Regions from separate parts of the Homo sapiens genome. Here region 2 is linked to region 1. Evidence: chromatin contacts called from ENCODE Hi-C or POLR2A ChIA-PET data. All regions are on one chromosome and are shown on one strand. The core of a region is the stretch at or near the end of the contact, and the rest is flanking DNA. Distances in the headings are between cores, read along the strand shown.

Region 1 (3,942 bases), core at 824-3,323:
TCTAGTAAGTGGATTAGTAGCTTTTCCTAATTACCAGATCTCACAACTAGAGTTGCGGCTGCCAGAATTGGTCGTTCACAGTTAACAATTACCTAGATGATGATGAAGTACATGGATCTAGTCATAAAAGCCTCGGTTCAAGCAGATGTCCTGCTTCCCAGCTGTGTGATTTGAGCCAGTTACGTGGTTCCTCTAACCCAGCGTTCTCACCTGTTAAAGGGTATGATAATAGTGTCTACATCCTAGGGCTGGCAGGCACTGTAGCAATGCACGTACCTGCACTCTCCTGAATGCAGTACCTGAAGCAGGGTGAGCACTCAAGAAAGGGTAGCTGTAATTCATACGTATTACAGGGCTTGATTGTTAAATATTCTGTGCTTCATGGACTCTCAGAATCCGGGGATCACAAGACTGTACTGTTACATTATGTACTGCTAAAAGGAAGTGATGGTAAGACATTAATTTACATGTTAAAATGTGAAAAAAATGTGGATCTTAGAATAGGTAAACTAAGGTAAGTCACATTTTTAAAAATTGTGGTAAAATACTACCTAACATGAAATTTACATTTGAGCAGTTTTAAGCATACAGTTCAGTGACATTAAGTCCATTAACGTTGGCGTAAGCCATCATCACCATCCATCTTCAGAACTTTTTCATCATCCCAAACCGAAACTCTTGAGCCTATTAAACACTACTCCATTCCCCACTCCCGCCATTCTCTGGTGACCCCTCTTCTACTTTCTGTCCCTGGGAATTTGTCTGTTAGGTACCTCTTAAGATTTAGCTACATTTTTATAGAAATTGAATCTATGTGATCAGCAAGATCAGATGACCACATCCTTTTCAACAAAGTTCTTAAGCAGATATGATCTCAGCAGGGGATTTTCTAGTTTAGTGGTTTTGGAGATGATAGAAGAGAGGGAGGAAGTCGGAGGGAGTGTAGCAGGGGCTTATGTATTTTTATGGTACTCTTCTGTTTTTGAATGTTTACATCTTTATTCTCTTGAATAATATAATTCATGAAGCAGGTAAAGATACAGCTTTTGTTCTATTTCTTTCCAGCCACTTAGCCCCAATACTATTTCCTGAGCAACTCATCTTTTTCTATTGATTTTAAAAAAGGTCCACTGCAGAATTTTAGACTGTTCCTTCACAAGATGCATTGTCAGAGATGAGCAGTTTTCCTTTGCTATTTTGTGTGACGCTTTGTAAATTCAGAGATAATGGAAAAGCCAAAATGTAAACACAAAAATTTCACTGTCAATAATCTGGCTCTTTTTCTATGTAAATAAGGTCTCTCAATTTTTCTCTCCATAGGAAGAACTAAACAGTTCTATTTAACCTTTTTAATTTTATGCTAAATTTATTTTACTCTAATGGCACAACCACCTCTCATTTAGTTGTGCCAGTTAAGAGTAATATTGGCAGAAGTAAATTAAATCAGTGTGTAATGTGCCCGTTTGAGTTAGGACCTTGGAAAACGCAGCAGGAATGCGAACTCAGCAGTTGGAGAAGGCAGAGACAGGGTGGCAGGTGGGAAGCCCTCCCAGCCGTGGGTACCATTTTTGTTCTCAGGGCACTCTAGGAAAGTTTTTTGAGTTGCCTTTGTGTGCTGCAAGTACCCTTGGTGAGCTGCCCACATGAGGTTGACTTCTGCCTTTTAGAGCCAATCACTAAGGCAAAGTCAAATTCCATAAATCTGTTATTTCACAAAATGAGGCATATTTTACAGTTTTAACATTCTTCAGCTCCATCAACATTTGTGTAAAGAGTGATGGCAAATACATGCTCTTATGGTGGCATTTCTTATTTTCTGCTTGAGACACGCTCATTTCCCCCCCTTTACTTTTAATCTTCCTGTTTCCTTGACACACCTGCTTCCGAACCCCATTGTCATCTCTCCCCGCTGTGACAGTTCACCAGCACTTCATGGTACTGGAGACTCTTTCAACTTGCCTTTTCCACCAACTGTCAGTTGCAAAATAAGGTTGCTTTGTTTGGGAGGGAGAGGGTGGAATCCTTTCTGAATGTCTCCTGTTCCTTTGAAGCAGGAGCACTTCAGAGACAACTGAACTGCTTTTAGGTTTTTCTTACCACCCAGCTTTTTCTTCTGATTGATCCTGCCGTGAACACACGGTTCTGTTGATGACATCGATTTGTTGCTATGGAAATAGTGGTAATGTCACAGATTCAACCCAGTGACTTTACTGCAGGTTGTTGCAGGAGAAATGGGCAAGGCTTTAGGGGAGAACCTCATTAACACTGAAGGCTATCAATTCTAAGCAGGTGAAAGGTAGATGGAGCCAACCTTTTGTGTAATGAAAACAAAAAGTGAACCCCTAGCAAATTCACCGAGTGCCATGGAATGCCTCAGCACGAATTCTAATCCATGGGAGTCTTTGACAAAATAAAAAATTTACACTTTCCCAGAGCATTCCTTCTACCCAAGTTTAAATCTCTTAACCCAAATCCTTTGCACTAAAACGGGGTTTCCCTTTTGATCTTCAGGACTCGGGCAGCCGCAAGTAGCTCCTCCAGCGCCAGCAGCCAGCCCAGCAGCAAGCAGCAGGCCCCAGCCGCAGAATGGAAGCTCGGGAATGGGTGAGATGCCTCACGGGGCGTGCGCTGACCAGGGGTGTCAGACTTCGGAATCATGTTTTGAAGTTGAATCTGGGACTAAAGGGAGTTTTCCAAATGCCATTCATTACAGGGTTGTGTCTTGGAAAGAATAATTCTGATTCATATTTTAGAGTATGTGATTGAAAAAATAATTAAAGATTGTCTTTTTTTTTTTTTTTTTTTTTGGAAGTAGGGTCTTGCTCTGTCAGCGGGGCTGGAGTGCAGTGGAAGCATCACAGCTCGTTGCAGCCTTAACCTCCCAAGTAGCTGGTACTATGGGCGCATGCCACCATGCCTGGCTAATTTTTTTGTAGAAATGGTGTCTTACTATGTTGCCCTGGCTGGTCTCAAACTGCCCTGGCCTCAAGCAGTCCTCCGTCCTTGGCCTCCCAAAGTGCTGGGATTATAAGTGTGAGCCAGGGTGTCCAGCCAAAGATAATCTTAAAGATACTTAACAGCCAGACTTTTAAAAAAGATCAAATTGATACATTCTTCTCTGTTAGTAGTTGACCAAGTAGTTTCTTCGTTTCCCACATCATCAGGTTTTACACCCTCTGACTTTGCATTCCTTTTAAGTTCTTGCCTTTTAACTATCCAGGACCCACTTACTAAGTTTGGCTCATCTCTCTCCGAGTTTCCTATTTTGGGCCTCGTGGGTGTTTATCGTTTGCTTGAAGACAGTATTACTTATATTGGTCATAGGTTCTCCTTCTCAATTTCATGGATGAGAAATGGTTTCTTCATTTACTTTTCTCTGCAGCAGGTCCTAAGAGGCATTAATGGAATCATTTTGTTTACTTTCTGGCCTTTACTTTAGGAACCTCTTGATCTGGGAAGTCACCGTTGAAAATTTGGATTTGTAGAATGTGGTTGGATTTATTTTTAGAGGTCCTTTTTTCTGTCACGGCTTCACATACACCTCCTCTCCTCCCCTCAACTATTAGTTTCTATTTTTCAGTGCTAAGATTCTGAGAAAAGCAAGGTTAAGATGTCACTGATGTTTCTGTGAAACTCTCAGGACTTTCCCCCTTGCCCTTTGTTGTTTTTAATCTACCTTGCACGATCCGTCTACCTCTCTCGCTCTTGCACGTTCTCTCTCTTGCTCTGTCTCTCCTTTTATAAGAGGATCTATTTATACACAACTCAAAAATTACATGCTGTTGGCCAGGCTTGGTGGCTCACGCTTATAATCCCAGCACTCTGGGAGGCCGAGGTGGACGGATCACTTGAGGTCAGGAGTTCGAGACTAGCTAGCCTGGCCAACATGGTGAAAACCCATCTCTACTAAAAGTACAAAAATTAATCGGGCATGGTGGTGTG
Region 2 (3,942 bases), core at 967-3,466, 350 kb after region 1:
ATATGAGTAGGGAAATAAAAAAGTATTTCTAGTCAGGAAGAAAGGACAGAGAGTAAAAGATGAAAGATTCAAGAGACCAGAAAGGACTGAACTTACGCTGTTCTATAGAAATTTACTTTCCAGAGCCCCAATGATATTTACTCCAGGGTTAAGAGCTGATATGGTTTGGATTGTGTCTCCACTCAAATCTCATGATGAATTGTAATTTCCAGTGCTGGAGGTGGGGCCTGGTAGGAGGTGACTGCATCCTGGGGTGGTTTCTGATGGTTTAGCACCATCCTCCTGGTGCTATCTCCTGATGGAGCTCTCGGGACATCTGGTTGTTTTAAAGTCTGTAGCCCCTCCCCCTTCACTCTCTTCCTCCTGCTCCAGCCATGGAAGACGTGCCTCCTTCCTCTTTGCCTTCCACCATGATTGTGATTCTCCTGAGGCCTCCCTAGCCATGTTTCCTGTACAGCCTGTGGAACTATGAGCCAATTAAACTTCTTTTCTTTATAAATTACCCAGCCTCAGGTATGTCTTTATGGCAGTATGAGAAAGGATTAATACAACAGTAGATACCAAAGCACATTTAATGGATTTTACTTTAATGCCAGATGTAAAATATGCATTTGGAAATTATGCTTTCAAGAAAGTCACCTTAACAAAAAACAAGGAAAGACAGTAAGATTATGAGCAGTAACCTAGTTAACAGATGCCCCTGCCCTTGCCATTCAATCTTCATTGTCCAGGCTGACCTGCTGACAGATTATTCTTTTTTTTGAGACGGAGTCTTGCAATGTTGCCCAGGCTGGAGTGCAATGGGGTGATCTCGGCTCACTGCAAGCTCCACCTCCCGGGTTAACGCCAGTCTCCTGCCTCAGCCTCCCAAGTAGCTGGGATTACTACCATGCCTGGCTAATTTTTGTATTTTTTAGTAAAGACAGGGTTTCGCCATGTTGGCCAGGCTGGTCTTGAATTCCTGAGCTCAAGTGATCCACCTGCACTGGCCTCCCAAAGAGCTGGGATTACAGACGTCGGCCACGGCACCTGGCCTCAAATTATTCTTTGACTTGAACTTGATATAACGCATGTTTACTGAGAAGTTACAACAGGTCAGGGACTGTTTTAGATGTTCACAATGTATCAGTGGATAAAACAGACCAGAGACCCCTATAAGCAGGGAGCTTACATTCTTGCAGAATAGTAGAGGAAAATAAATAATAAACATATACACATTAATTATCTAGTATTTAGAAAATAAATCAATAGAATTGGAAGATAAAGAGTGCAGGTTTGGAGTAGAATGCAGCAGTGTTAAATAGGATGGTTGGGGCAGGTCTCACAGAAGTAACATTAAGCAAAGACTTATAGGAGGCGAGGTATTCACCAGACAGATGGCTGGATGCAGAACATTCCAAACAGAGAAAACAGCTAATGCGAAGGGCCAAAGGTGGGAGAGTCCCCAGCTTAGCAGAGAACTTGCAAGAAGGGTAGTGTGGCTGAAGCAGAGTAACCAAGCCATGGGGAGAACAGTCGTGAATGAGCTCAGAGAGAGGCAATGCGGGGGCGGGGGGGGGGGGGGGGGGCAGGAGAAGAGGTCCATATATGAAGGCCTTGTAAATAATGTGGCTTTTACACTGAGTGAAATGGGAAGTCAGTGAAGGATTTTGAACACAGCAGACTCTGTATGTAATGTGTCTGTGTGTGCATGTTTGGGAAGGAACGAGAGAGGTAAGGGGTACAAAAAGAGACCACTTAGGAGTTTCAAGACTTTCTTTCCAAGTTTAAAAAGAAGTTTTATCCACAAGGGGTATTCAGGCCATGTTTGCAAACACAGGTTTTCTCTTCCAATGAGGAATATTGAAGAATGTGTCAATGGCCTACAACTGTATCCCTAGCAGGCATCTGAAAAATAATACTTACGAAACATTTTCCTCTGCTCATTGCCCTGACATGAGTTCTGGGCATCACCCTCTCTCAGGGGAGAGGTGAAAAGAGGTTATGTGGAACAGACAGTGATAACAGGATGACGTCACAGGTGTGCCTCAAAGAAGTCCCTGGTGAGCTGGGCTCATAACTACTCTGCAGTGATTTATTCGACCCTGCCAGCTCCAGCTGGAGAAGAGATGCAGAAAGCTGACACAGCCTAAAGCCCTGGGCAGGCATTATAAGATCTTTCTCCCTGCAGTCCCCTGCCAGCTCCTCCCCTCTTTCAACCACTGATCCTTGCCTCAGAAGCCAAAGTGTGAACAGCACGTGTCCGGATTTCAGAAACCTGCCCAGCAGTTGGAAATTCCCTGCAGCGTGTCAACTGCTACATCTGCTGTTGGCACTTGGGGCAAAGGGATCACACGCGCATATTTTCTGAACATAAGCTTCAAGATATGAGTCTTATATTTGAAGAGGGGACTAAACAAGCCAGAACACTCCAATTACAGTAAATGCATTCCTAAATAGACGACAATCTGCCTTCTGAAAAGGAAACTGAGACATACAAGCAAACCGAATAGCACTAAGAACAGCAGTAGTCAAGAACAAAAGCACAGAGAACCCTGACTAATGGAAAGGATTTCATGGGCCAGCAAGGTTCACCAGATATATAATGTGATGTAGCTGAAACAACAGAGTACTCTTTTCCAAATCTCTAACTCACATCTTTTTGTCAATAAATGGCTCCTATCACTTCAGCTGCAGCCTTTCCTCTCCACTCCTTTGATCTTTCTTCCCCACCCAATTAGCCCTCTAAGTGATATTCTATACACTGGACACCTCTTGGAAAAATGAAAAAATGTGAGCCCAATGACACCATTTGCCATAAGACTGAGCTGTAAATGGGCAGGAGCTGGAAAAGAAACTAATCTTTGGAAGAGCAAACTACATGCCCTTGCCACCCTGGATGTAGGTGCCCAGTCACACTGCTCATGGGCATCACAGGCAGAGCAAAAAAAAAGAAAAGAAAAGAAAGAAAGTCTGAGTAAGTCTGATGGAACAAGGAAATCCCAGCTTCCTCTGGTAGTACGGCAGACTAGACACCTAGATCCATTCTCCCAATCAAACAGCTCATTATTCTGAAAAAAAGAGTATGTTAAACATCTTTTTGAAAAGCATTCGTGAGCTAGTAAAATAAAAGAAAATCCTTTGGTCAGAGATTGAATAAAGATGGGAAACCAGATAGGTAAGTGTGGCATTACAAACAGCCTTTACCCTAAGAACATTTGCTACCTGATGAACTCGAGCTTTGCTTTCCAAGGCTGCATGGACACAGCCAAGATCCTTATCATAAAGCTAGGGTCCCACAAGGCTACACCCCAAATACACCATTTCAGATTATGGAGTCTCTAAAATGCCATGTTGAATATATTTTAGAGAAATAAAAGACAAGCTCACAAGTATATTTGGGAAATAAGAAACCATAAAGAAAGTCAAAGCAGATTTGATTTAAAAAATATATGGAAATAAAAAATTTATTAAAATTAAAAACATTGTCAATGGGGCATATTTAATAGAAGGTTAGATATAGCTATGGAAAGGTTCAATGAACTGAAAGATAGTTAAGGAAATTATCTGGAATGTAGCACAAAAAGAAGGGAGTCAGAAAAATCAAAGAAAGGTTTAAGAGACATCAAAAACTAAGCCTGATGTATGTCTTATCAGGGTCACAGAAGGAGAAGAGAAAGCATGGGGAGATGCAGTCTTTGAAAAAAGACACTAAGAGTTTTCCAAAACTGATAGGAAAACCAACCAACCAACCAACCAACCAACCAACCAACCTCATAGGTTACATGAAGCCCGACAAATACTTCGCAGGAATAATTTTTAAAAATCCAAACCTAGACCAATCACCAAAACTGTGGAACATCAAAGATTTTAAAAAGACCTGGAAAGCACCTAGAGAGAAAAGACAGGCTGCTTTCAAAAGAGAAACAAAACAGATAGCTGACTTTAATCAACAACAGTGAA

The links. A loop is a pair of places that touch in the nucleus more often than their neighbours do. ChIA-PET counts read pairs that join two places held with the same protein, here RNA polymerase II (POLR2A). Pooled maps may share reads with other maps.
Region 2: a pooled map shows a loop between it and region 1 (3-fold over the local background). The contact joins two enhancer-like sites. A Hi-C loop is called at or near these places in 2 of 50 pooled maps. POLR2A ChIA-PET finds 5 or more read pairs at or near these places in 2 of 52 experiments (OCI-LY7 and activated T-cell).

What each region holds. Positions count from the first base shown.
Region 1 is chr17:1,869,923-1,873,864 of GRCh38, forward strand. It overlaps RPA1 (replication protein A1), which reads left to right. Exons shown (of 17, transcript NM_002945.5): 6 at 2,512-2,604. Among named protein-coding and RNA genes, the nearest start is that of RPA1, 42 kb to the left of the region's middle. Within about 2 kb of position 2,074, at least 2 of the 41 ENCODE cell types and tissues checked have a DNase peak (open chromatin) inside an H3K27ac peak, as active enhancers do.
Region 2 is chr17:2,221,000-2,224,941 of GRCh38, forward strand. All of the region lies in intron 10 of SMG6 (SMG6 nonsense mediated mRNA decay factor), which reads right to left. Among named protein-coding and RNA genes, the nearest start is that of SMG6, 81 kb to the right of the region's middle. Within about 2 kb of position 2,217, at least 16 of the 41 ENCODE cell types and tissues checked have a DNase peak (open chromatin) inside an H3K27ac peak, as active enhancers do.